Regions from separate parts of the Homo sapiens genome. Here regions 2 and 3 are each linked to region 1. Evidence: read pairs that join two places in POLR2A ChIA-PET (ENCODE). Cell type or tissue: CD4-positive, alpha-beta T cell. All regions are shown on one strand. Region 1 overlaps ATF7IP (activating transcription factor 7 interacting protein). Region 2 has its middle 130 kb from the start of ATF7IP. Region 3 has its middle 110 kb from the start of ATF7IP.

Region 1 (4,000 bases):
CTTTATCAATTACAGCTTTATCTTGTAATAGTCTGTCCTCCCTATATAGATAAAATTTATTGAGATACCCAAGAATAGAAGTGCCCCCACTTTCTGATGTCACCCAATCCACGATAAGGATCTACTTCCTTAATCTCTCCCCAAAATAACCCAACCTATACTATACTCAAATCCTATACTAGGTTTTTTCTAACATCCTCTTACTGATTGATGTGCCTTACAGTTTCCCCATAGTGAACATTATTTCCTCCCTGCAGCAAATAGTAAACCTAACTTTTTCAATTACAAAGGTGTTCCTGCTGGTCTTTGGCTGAAGCGCATAAAATAATAAGCCTAGCCTACTTGCTGGAAGCCAATTCAGCTTGAGATTCTAGCACTTTGTCAGAGAATTTCTAGACTGTGATACATTCTGTATTCATTCTCTCACTTTAAGCCAATTACTTAGAACATATTTCTTATTCTAGCCATTTTATTTAAATTATATAACTAAATCAACTATTTAGAAAAATTACTCTTCATTTAAACAGAAACCTTAATACAAAATGTATATATAATAATACAAAACCTTAATACAAAATTATACAAAATTTGTATAATATAATACAAAACATTATGTTAAGGGTTTTTAATTACAGACTAAAATTTCACACCTTCAAGGTTTTTCCCTTCCCATCATTACAAAGTTTTGCTAACTGCAAAATTTTCTGCAAAAGATACAGATACAATGCATTGTATTTTGCTGTCACTTTTCCTTACTAATTCCAAAACTACAAAATAATTAAGTTTATAATATAAGTAGTATAGTTACCCTTTAAGTATTTCAAAATACTGAAAGGCCATTCTTTTGAACTTTAGCCTCATAATATCCGCATTTCTCAGATATTAGATGGACAGCTGGTAGTTATTACCAATTGCATTAAAAGTATTCCTTTTAAAAAATTCATAACTTTTAATAACCCAATTAAGAACATGAACTCTTACATTAAAAGTAAGCATTCCTTTAAAAAAATTCATCACTTTTAATAACCCAATTAAGAACATGAACTCTGTAGACTGTAGACAGATTCACAGATTTGAATTCCAACTCTCCCAGGAAACCTACTGTGTGAGACTGGGCAAATTACCTAACATCAATTTCTTAGTTTTGGTTACCTTAAAAAGGGACTAATACCAACACCTGTCACAAAGGTTGCCATGAGAACTAAATGAGATTCTATACATTAAGCACTTGGAATGTAGTAAGAACTCAATAAATGGTATAACCATCACCATCTATATATTCAGGATAACGTTTTTAGGAATAAACTAAATATTCAGGATAATGTTTTTAGGAATAAACTAAAGAGTCTAAGACAAATTCCTCTTTGGTATTTTTTATATAAATTAGAAAATCCAACATGTAAACCTCACAGTTAATATTAAATTGCCACCACCAAATAATATTTAATAAAAATATATAATTCAAGAAAAGTTGATTTTATCAATAAAATTGTCATTAACTTCAGTAATAATAAAGCACTCTAAAAAGAATTATAGAATAACTACCATCCATACCCACAAGGGAGCACACTACAGCCATTTACCAGATCTTATGGGTTCTAAATATAATAAAAAACAGACAAAGCAATAAGGAAGTAACACGAACAATTAGTTCAAACTAGTTCAGCCATATCTGTACAAACCAATCAGCAGTCTGCTTTTAGAAATGTATTTTGCATTAGCGAAGCATATTTGAGAAAGATACACATTAGAGAAGGGTGTGTTACCTGCAAACAAGTTTCCATGGCTGTAATACCAGTGCAAAACACTTCCAAGGATCATTTTAGTACTGTCGCCTAGAACTAAGATGCCATTCATAAAACTATTCTATAAAATAAATGTTAGTATTTTAGGTGGCAACTCAAATCAGAAAGCTTTCACATGACTGTAATTCATTTTCACAGAAAAAAGCATTGGTATTTTACGGCAGAAGATGTCTGCCATGTCTAAAAGTAACTGCAAAACATGATGAACTAGTTTCTCCTGAAAGTATTTTTTTCATGAGGATGAGAGTCAAAATAATGTTTTTTAAGTCTCTGTATATTCAAGAACTCTGGGAAAATAATATCACTAATAAAACCTTTTTCTATAGAAATTTATATTTAAATAACCAGAGAAGGGTATGTTACCTGCAAATAAGTCTCTCTGGCTTGGAAATTTTTTTTTCAAATTTTTGGTAAATTATTTTTAAAATATTTTTAAGGAAAGCCCAACGAGCTTCTTCTTTAAATGAAAACATTACTCTCTTCTCTGCTTCATCCCCCTCCACCCACTTCTTTCTAGCAAGAGATCATAGCAATGAAACAACAAAGGGAAGCTGTTATGTCTTAGCCTACAATCTGCCTGCTCAAAAAGCTCAAGAATTTAAATGGCTGTTCAAGAGCTGCTCACAAACTCAGCCAATCAGCAGCCAGCATTCTGATTCCTGCCCAGCAACAGGAGACAGACAATAAGGTCAGAAAAACATAGTTAAACAAAAACTGTATCTGCAATACTTAAGTGTGGTTCTTTGTTTGAAATAAGTAATCTAGAACACAGTTTACATAAAACCCTAAATCCACGTAACACGCATTAAATATACCACACACATAAATGGATAAGATTTACATCTTTTATGCTATTTGCTTTAATAAATATCCATGAACATTTCAAGAAATATACATTAATATAAATTAATTTCCTACCTGAGGAATAAGTCAAACATGGACAATATACGTAAGAACATATTTTTCTATACAATGCAAAATTCAAATGTAAATTTCTTTTTAAAAATTCCATAGACCATACATATAAAATATATAAATCTAGCAAAACCTTAAATCCAGACAAGTAAAAAAAAAATCTTCATACCCATCTACCACTATTGTTACAGATTTCCGATTCCAAAAATTAATAGTATTCTGGACCCAAAGGATTACTAGGGATAGTATTATGAAGTGTTGTGCTGTCTACTGCACTGAACTGACTTAGTTTAATTCATCTAATGAAATCTAAATGTCTGATTCTGGACAACCTATATTAAGTGGTATAAGTACAATTACTACATCCTTTTCTCCTTAACTGCCTTTCGCAGCAAGTTACAAAAGGTTATATGAGATATCCTTTCAAAGCTTTATTATAAAACAAATGTGTGGATTACAAAGTAAATATTCATGAAAATTAAAGACATTTTTATTATATTACACCATTCTATAGTTCTTTAAATATAGGATTATAAAATAAAAATGGAAAATTTGTTATCAGAATTTTTTTCTCAAATTCACTACTTATTAGGTGTTCTTAATAACCAAGTTTTAAAAATAAACCTCATTTCCCCCCTTCCTTACAGATGAACCTTGTAATTTTTCAAACATACCCAAGAGGGAGCTTGCTGCAGCCATACTCTTAGTTTATATAATCTCCCCACAGGAAAAATATATCAACAGCTGCTTCAATGTTTCAGTCCTGTGAGAGAACTGAAATTCACTGTCTGATTGGCTCAAAGCCGAAATAGTCTAAAACCAATCAGACATCAGTGTCACAAACCTTGCCCAGCAACAAGGGAAGAAGATGAGGGCAAGAGCTCTATTAAAAATGCAAAGGATGTGAAAATCAAGGTGAACAATGAAATGGAAACATTAGGAATATAACTCTAGATGCTCTGTTTGAAAAACAGGTCATGGTAGGGTTTCTTTGATTAAATAAACTAGGGTCTGTACTGCTTTCCAAGAACAGACTTAACTAAGTACCACGATTGTTGGGTCAAAAAGCATATACAACACATAGACAAAACAAATGCTGTATTAATTCAAAGTAATGAATATCTGATGAAGTATACTTCAAAATAAAACTAAAGCAAAAGCTTAGAAAACATCAAGCAAAACCTTTTAAGTGGACATGGCATTTCTATCTTTGACAAAGGCATTCCAATTATATTCATGCTGTTGCCTGAGAGTACAACATTTTTCTGAATAAAAATTTC
Region 2 (4,000 bases), 180 kb after region 1:
TCAGCCTTACAAAGTGCTAGGATTACAAGTGTGAGCCACCGTACCTGGCCTAGTCAGAAGATTTAAATAACTTTTTTTTTTTTTTTTTGAGATGGAGTCTCACTCTGTTGCCCAGGCTGGAGTGCAGTGGCACTATCTCGGCTCACTGAAATCTCTGCCTCCCGGGTTCAAGCGATTCTCCTGCCTCAGCCTCCTGAGTAGCTGATATGACAGGCATGTGCCACCACACCCAGCTAATTTTGTATTTTTAGTAGAGACAGGGTTTCACCATGTTGGCCAGGCTGGTCTCGAACTCCCAACCTCAGGTGATCCGCCTGCCTCGTCCTCCCAACATGCTGGGTTTACAGCCATGAGCCACCATGCCCAGTGCTTTGTTTCTTAAGTTGTGTGGTCGGAAAAAGGTTATTCTTTATTTTTCCTCTCTAGCTTCAAGGTCCTCTTATCTGTTTTGTGTCCCAGGAGGCAGAGGCTGACCTACATGACCTGCACCAATGAGCTTCCTTGCTCTCTGGCTTCCAATTGGGTCCAGCTAGTAGGGATCGTAAGGAGATGGGGAGGGGTAGAAGAGTAAAGCTGGGCTATCATCCTCATGTTTCTCTTTCGTTCAGGGTTTTCTTATTTACTTAAATAGTCTATGTGAACATGGAGAAAATATGGCAGACACAAATCCAGTTCTTGACACGGGTGTGGTAAGAGTTGGGGGTGGGGTAGAGGTGCTGATATGAGTGCAAGGGAAGGAAAGAAGAAAGAGAAAGCCAAACCCAGAAGGAAAAATAAAAGGATGTAAGGGTCAGATCCGGGCATTTTATGAAAGCTCTCTAGTGAATTCTGTTTTTCATCTAGACAGAATCAGCCAATGCAAACTCTTTGAGGCAGAAGGAGGCCAGCATGGCTGGGCTGGGTGACTGAGGGGCAGGATGGTAGGAGTAGAGGTGAGAGGTGGGGTGGGGACACTGTAGGAAACAGGATTTGGCTCTTACTCTGATGTCTGGACTAACAGCGTTTTGCTAATCTCATCCATAAATTCTCTTATCACTTGGGAGGAGATTTGTCAAACTCTCCCCTCCCCTTCACCGCCACCCTTATGGGGTTAGTCTCACTGTGCCTGGGGCTAAGGAGTGGGGCATTTCTAACCCTCGGCATCTGCGCAAAGGGCTGATGGGTAGTTTCCAAGTCAGAACTGGAAGAACAAGTCAAATCTGGGTTGCCAGTCAGGTGGGATAAATAAAGAATGGGAGCCAAGGTAGGGAGTCAAATGCAGGGCTTTAAGGAACCACGCCAGACAGGAGGGAGGGGCAGCGGTGCAGGCCAGCGGGAGGGAGGGATTCAGGAAGTGAGGCGCAGACATGGCAGTTTAATTTATCTTCATCACAAATCTTGAAATCACTGGAGCAGCTACTTGCCCTCTTACAATCTAGACATCAATCTAGAGTTTCAATTTCCTCTTACCAGTCTTCTATTTTTTCATTTGTAAGATATTCCCCTTGATAAAGAAAAGAGAAGTGAAATTGTTAAAATACCAATTTTCTTTGTTTGTCAGCGTCGCCATCTCAGTCCATTCTCTTCCCACAGCCACAGCAATCTTTCTAGTAAGCAAAGCTGATTGTGTCTGGCTCTCTCTCACATTTACAATAAAATCTAAACTTTTCTCTCTTTTTTTCTCTTTTTTTTGGGGGGTGTCAATAAACCTTCCCTAATTTTATCCCCGCCCCCTTTTAGAAAACGTTCCTGGATCATCGCTGCATTTTTGCTATTCCTTTCTGTAACCTTGCCATTCAAAGAGATGCCATTTGCGGTTACAGCAGTTTTTCAACAGTGGCAGTATTTGAGGTCAGATAATTCATTTGTCGTGGTTGGCTGTCTGTGCACTGTGGGACGTTTAGCTGCATCCCTGACCTTTACCCACTAGCTGCCAGTAGCACTCCTCCAGTGGTGACAAGCAAAAATGTTACCAGACATTTCGAAATCTCCCCCGGGAGCGATATTGCCTCTGGTTAACCATTGGGATAGGGTGTGCTGTTTCATGTCTACCCTCCCCTACGCCTGCTCCTCTTTCTGCAGGCAGTGGCCTTCTCCCTGTGGTTATCCTGGCAAACGCAGGCTCATCTCTCAAAATCTCTGCTCCGTGCTCCCTCCCTGGTGAAGCCTTCCCCGTCTGTCAAGGTGGAGTTAGGCAAGTTGGCCCTCCCATTTAGATGGCACCTTGCTATTAGAGTCAGATCGAATTGTAATTCAATGGAGTTGTCTGTTTCCATCTCAGGCTGAGGGTTTAGAAGGTCAGATTGTTTTTTAGTATTTTGTCTCCTGTACCCAGTTAAGTACCTGGGCCAGAATATTGACATCTAGGTGTATCTTTAACAATTTATGTTTCAATGTTGGAAATGATTAAAACAGTTTAGAAATAACATTTAAAGGCAGATTAATTTTTTTTGCCTCATAACTGATATGATGTCTGTGATATCTAGATTTTAATAAGCCACCACATCTCACATATGATATTTTGTATATGATTTGTGAATAGTTGCCTCTAGTTATTAAACTTGTTTTTGTCAGGTCGGGCCACACAGTCCCACGCCTGTAGTCCCAGCACTTTGGGAGGCCGAGGTGGGAGGATCTCCTGAGCTTAGGAGTTTGAGATCAGCCTAGGCAACATGGTGAAACCCCATCCCTACAAAAAAATATAGAAATTAGCCAAGGGTGATGGTGCATGCCTGGAATCTTACCCCAGAGGCTGAGGCAGGAGGATCACTTGAGCCCCAGAGACGGAGGCTGCAGTGAGCCAAGATAGCACCGCTGCACTGCAGCCTGGGTGACAGAGCGAGACCCAGGTCTCAAAAGAAAATAAAAGAAAAAAGAAACAAATAACAAACTAAGACACAAACACACTCATTATCCTAGGCCTCATTAGGCGATAGAAATTTTTCAGCCCCGTTGTAATCTGTTGTATTTTCAGTCCGAATATCTACTGAACTGTCATGTGTCATGTGAGTGTACTCTTGAATAACCACCTGCATAAAGCCACGCTATTATTTGACAATAATTTAGTATTTCTGCATTTTTAGTTATTTAGGACCAACTATACTTTAAAACGTTATTCCATTTGGGAAGCTCATTATCTATCAATAATAATTGTGAAAAATATTTTTAACATTTGATTTTTAAATACCTTACCAATGCTGCCATCTCCTGGATGCTTTTAAGCACTGTAACAATCAAGGAAGCTTACAGTTCTTAATAGTGGTTTCCAAAAATAACATGATATATGCCTATCAAAAGCTTTTATTTTTTGCCCCGTTCTTTTTCTTTTTATTTTTTTGGTTAGTTTGCAGAAGGCCTGTATACATTTTTACTATTTGCTCCATAAAATAGTTGACTATCTACCTACCTTTCTAACCTCCCACCGCTGGAGACAGAATGGTGTAGTAGTACTGTAGTGTAAAGTGATTATGCTACTTTTATTTTGCCTCTCTAGACCAATATCCACCCTTCTCTACTCTGCTTTGTGTCCTAGGAGGCAGAGACTGACCTATATGGAATGCATCAAGAAGCTATCTTGACTTTTAGCTTCAAATTGGGTCTGGGCAATGGGAAGCACTCAAAGGAAATTAAAGAGAAAGAAGAGCGTAGAGCTGGAGAGTTTATCCCCCCCAGCTCCCTTCTTATGAGGTCCCAGGGCTCTGTCCCTTCAATGAAGGTCATATCCCCAACAAGAGCCCTTACCAAAATAGTTCACTCTATGTTAGGGAAATAGTATTTACATCCTTTCTATATCTTTCAGGCCTAAAGATGATAACAGTACCTAAATGTTGTGAAACCCAGAGCACTTTGCTGTCCCCTGGGGTTATCCTACATTCTGTCCATACCTTTTAGATGCTCCTTTTATTAAATAGCTCCTTAAATTACCTAGCTTGAATATATTTCATTTCGTCCCGACCAAAACAATGAGAATAATGATAGCACTTAACTCAGGCTTGTTACAAGTGTTAAGTAAGTTAAAACG
Region 3 (4,000 bases), 160 kb after region 1:
TTGAGGTTGTGCAATACAGCAAAGCTGTTGGAAAGGTGGTGTGAACTGCAGGGTGTGAAGTGCTGTTCCCTCTCCTTCAGACCCTCTCGCACATTCCCCCCCCCACCACCAGGCACACACATGAAACTACAGGAGACACATAATCCTCCCCTCCCCCAACATTGCAGACAGCTTTCTCTGAAAACTGATACCCTGAGGCCCTTTTTCCCTTACCAGCCACAATTAGGAGCAGCAAGACAGAAAATGCGGACTGGATTATGGCACAGAGACAGTGCTGTGTGATTTCTCTTTCTGGAAGAGGCCACTGTCCACGCTCCAGGCCTTATATTTCATCTGACTTTGCCACTACTGGCAGCAGCTTTAGGCTCCAGCGAGTCCAGGCCAAATCCAGTTCTTTCTGCGAAGTCCATGCTGGATTTTCTCTTTCACCCTAGTGAAGTCTCTGCCGAGGCTGTTGTTCTCAATCCAGCTCAGAAACTGGCTCAAACCGCCCTGAACTGGATTTGGTGGCTGTTGAGACACAGTTTCTGCCTCTTTGTTAGGGCGGATCCGGCCTCATTCGCGCTTCAGTTTCCCTCCCTCCTGTTTTCCCAGAGTCATCTACAGCCATTCCCCTCCCCCGGCCTCTCCAGTTTGGCATTTTTTTTTTACCCTTCCCTGGGCCAAGACCCCATAAAGCAGATTAAATTCTTTAATAAAAAAGTGGATTTAGATTGTAAACCTTCTGCTTTTATTACATTAAGTTCTGCTTTCCTCAAAGTTGTTATCTAACCAGTTGACATGGTGCCCTTAAAATCTTGGCTCGCATCCTAACCTAGAAATAACTTTAATTTTCACTCTGGATGGGAATAACTTTAAATTTCCCATCAAAGACTGAAGGGCTTTGGTGCAGTACATTGTTCATTTCCGTTTTGTAACCATATTTAAATTAAAACAATTTATTCATTTCTTTGCTGATAAATGACATAGTATGTGTAGAATTTTTAAAACAGTCACCTATACTGGCTTGTCTATTGCAACTGTGCAATTCCTAGAGGAAGAACTAAAGAACTGGGATGTTTTTGGTTTTCGAACCTGTAATTGTAACCCTGAATCCGATTCTATGAATTGTACAGTGACGAAGGCTGTTGGGGGAACACGTGGGGACCATTCCTGACAGAATACCGGTGGACACAAAACTGGGAATGTGACGAAATAAGGAGGATAGGACACGCCTGGGTTTTTGCAAGTTCCCTTTATAGAAAATTTAAACATTTCTTATGTTTTGGAACTAGATAGAGGTGACGGTTCCATAACACTGTGAATGAGGTAGATGCCACTTAATTGCACACTTTAGAAGGGCTAGTTTTATGTTATGTGGATTTTGCTTCAATAAAAAAGGGGCTTTGTTTTAAGAATTTCTCATTTTCTTTTTGTGTTTTTTGAAAATTCAGAGAAGAGACAGATAATAACCCTAATCTGGGTGTGGCTTCGTTGCGTGCTTCACGACTCTCTGGTCTCCCTCTGCTGGCCAAACTGCGCAACATGTCACCATGTCCCAAGGCCTCTTGAGAATGTCTCAATTTTATGTCGAAGCACAAATGCAAGGCTACGTTACTAAGAATCACTCTCCAAACCTGGTTTCATGTGCATTTTACGTGTGCAATATACTGAAAGAAGAATCAGATGTTTTGTTTCTATGATGTTACATAGGATTAATTATATATTAACGATTTAAAATTTGCCCCTAAGTCTCAAAACAGAGACAAAACCGTTGTCATTTCCCCTGGGCTTAAAACCAGAGTGAAATTGCTCATTTAAGTGTTTAGTTTCAGTAGAGCATAAAGCCCTGGAAAAAAAACAATTACAACAGTAGATATGGAAAAGCTATTTTTGTACACAGGAGGGGAGGGGTTGGCTTTGTCTAGTGAGTCAGTACGCTCAGAAGGATGTGGGTGCCGGTTTGGGCTAAGATAATCTTCAAAATGTATGTTAAAAGGACGTGAATTCATCAGTTGAATTTGTTTTTGTGAGATTTAAGAGTCATCAGTTATTGTGGGAAGGCACACAGTATATGCTACACGGGATTTTCCAAAATGTTCAGTATCAAAGGGGATTCAAGAAGGGTAGAGGTCAAGCCATCCAAACTGGCCCTCTGATTCTTAGAGATGCTTTTATTTTAGGATCTTTGCATTTTTCACTCCACCTTGAAATCTCCACCCTCCCCCCCCACCCCTTATTCCTCTCTCCTTTCACTGTCCTCTGAGTTCCTCCTACCCTCTGGTCAAGCTTTGCCTTCCTCAGAGGCCTTCCTGAATGCTTGGTCCAAAGTAAATTCCTTATACCTTCTTATCATCTTACATGGCAACCTCTTTTTTTCTGTTGTAGCACCACTGTAACTTACAATTATATATATTTGTTTTCTTGTACATTGGCTCTCCCCCTTCACCCGCAACTAGCTTTCTAAGTACCCTTGGGCCGTGTCTGTCTGATCAAAACTGTATAACAAGCATAGGACCTGGCAAAATGTTAGCAAGGAGCAAATATTTGTTGAACAGATTAATTAAATTCAAATATTATTTCTCTGGTCCCAGTCCACTACTTTCTGGCTTCTTCTTTTATACCAGTTAGTTCTTTTACGATTCAGTCTGTTTTCTTACTCTTGTGAACTTTCAGGAACAACTGATTTATTTCAGGGTTCCTCTTTACATAATGAGAGCTACTGAGTAGAATAGAATCTTCACAGCTTCTGGGGGGTACCAGAAAGATGCCCAGAAAGGGGGTACCATGGCCATTACTGGCACCTCAGACAAGGGCAGGCTTCAAACAGGGAGGCCTGTGGCAACCCCTCCCCTATGTCTGAAGCTGAGGGGATGGGGGAGCTAAGAACAAAGGAAAGAAGAGAAAAGTGTCCAGGGAACAGGTGGGGACCATGGTCTTCTTGCCCCATCTTCCTCAGGGGTTGGGGGGTACAGAGTTGGTGGTGGCCCATCCTGCTAGGTCCCACTGCCCCTCAGAAGAGGCCCCAGTCCTTCAGGTTGTTCTTGATGATGACGTCGGTGATGGCATCAAACACGAACTACGTTCTTGGTATCGGTGGCGCATGTGAAGTGTGTGTAGATCTCCTTGGTGTCTTTGTGCTTATTCAGGTCCTCAGACTTACTCTGGTTGTAGCTGGCTGCCTCATCATACTTGTTGGACCCTGTGTACTCAGGGAAGCAGATGGTCAGGGGCTGTGTGTGATCTTCTCCTCCAACAGCTCCTTCTTGTTGAGGAAGTAGATGATGGACGTGTTTGTGAACCACTTGTTGCAGATGCTGTCAAACAGCTTTTATCCCCTAAGAAAAGACACACTAGTCTTATAATTCTTACCGTCTGTGTTTTCTCATCTGTAGTACTTGATTTTACTCTGAGATGGAATTCAACTTGGGTTTTGGTTTCTGAGTCTGGAGTCATGCACATGGTTTTCCCCCTTCCATCTTTATCAAAACTGTCCCTATCACCAGAGGGAAAGGATTTACCAATTCCTCCTTTAAAAGAGTATCCTGGCGGCCAGGCCTGGTGGATCATGCCTGTAATTCCAGCACTTTGGGAGGCCGAGGTGGGTGGATCACCCGAAGGTCAGGAGTTCGAGACCAGCCTGGCCAACATGGAGAAACCCTCATCTCTACTAAAAATACAAAAATTAGCCAGGGGTGGTGACGGGCGCCTGTAATCTCAGCTACTCGGGAGGCTGAGACAGGAGAATTGCTTGAACCCGGGAGGTAGAGGTTGCAGTGAGCTGAGATCATGCCATTGCACTCCAGCCTGGGCAACAAGATTGAAACTTCGTGTCACACACACACACACACACACACACACAACGGGCATGGTGGCTCACGCCTGTAATCCCAGCACTTTGAGAGGCCAAGGTGGGCCGATCATGAGGTCAGGAGATTGAGACCATCCTGGCTAACACAGTGAAACCTCACCTCTACTAAAAATACAAAAACTTAGCTGGGTGTGGTGGCATGCACCTGTA

The links. Peaks named below come from ENCODE experiments on the same cell type or tissue, not always from the same donor. Only the 100,000 strongest peaks of a DNase experiment are listed, where the experiment ranks them.
Region 2: POLR2A ChIA-PET joins it to region 1 with 13 read pairs; 9 of 35 experiments call an interaction of 5 or more read pairs at or near these places.
Region 3: POLR2A ChIA-PET joins it to region 1 with 18 read pairs; 14 of 35 experiments call an interaction of 5 or more read pairs at or near these places.

Annotation. Positions count from the first base shown.
Region 1 is chr12:14,416,343-14,420,342 of GRCh38, reverse strand. The region is part of intron 1 of ATF7IP (activating transcription factor 7 interacting protein); the gene reads right to left. Among named protein-coding and RNA genes, the nearest start is that of ATF7IP, 53 kb to the right of the region's middle. In CD4-positive, alpha-beta T cell, CTCF peaks have their summits at 1,357, 1,580, 3,177 and 3,377; DNase peaks (open chromatin) are centred at 1,612, 2,432 and 3,502; H3K4me3 peaks cover 789 bases; H3K27ac peaks cover 1,913 bases.
Region 2 is chr12:14,237,572-14,241,571 of GRCh38, reverse strand. No RefSeq gene overlaps it. Among named protein-coding and RNA genes, the nearest start is that of ATF7IP, 130 kb to the left of the region's middle. RefSeq lists enhancers at 2,174-2,253, 1,408-2,347. In CD4-positive, alpha-beta T cell, a CTCF peak has its summit at 3,151 (motif pointing left); DNase peaks (open chromatin) are centred at 1,321, 1,921 and 3,181; H3K4me3 peaks cover 1,319 bases; H3K27ac peaks cover 814 bases.
Region 3 is chr12:14,254,224-14,258,223 of GRCh38, reverse strand. It overlaps the pseudogene GNAI2P1. Among named protein-coding and RNA genes, the nearest start is that of ATF7IP, 110 kb to the left of the region's middle. RefSeq lists a cis regulatory region at 1-754. In CD4-positive, alpha-beta T cell, CTCF peaks have their summits at 1,334 and 1,537 (motif pointing left); DNase peaks (open chromatin) are centred at 353, 1,503 and 1,913; H3K4me3 peaks cover 777 bases; H3K27ac peaks cover 2,898 bases.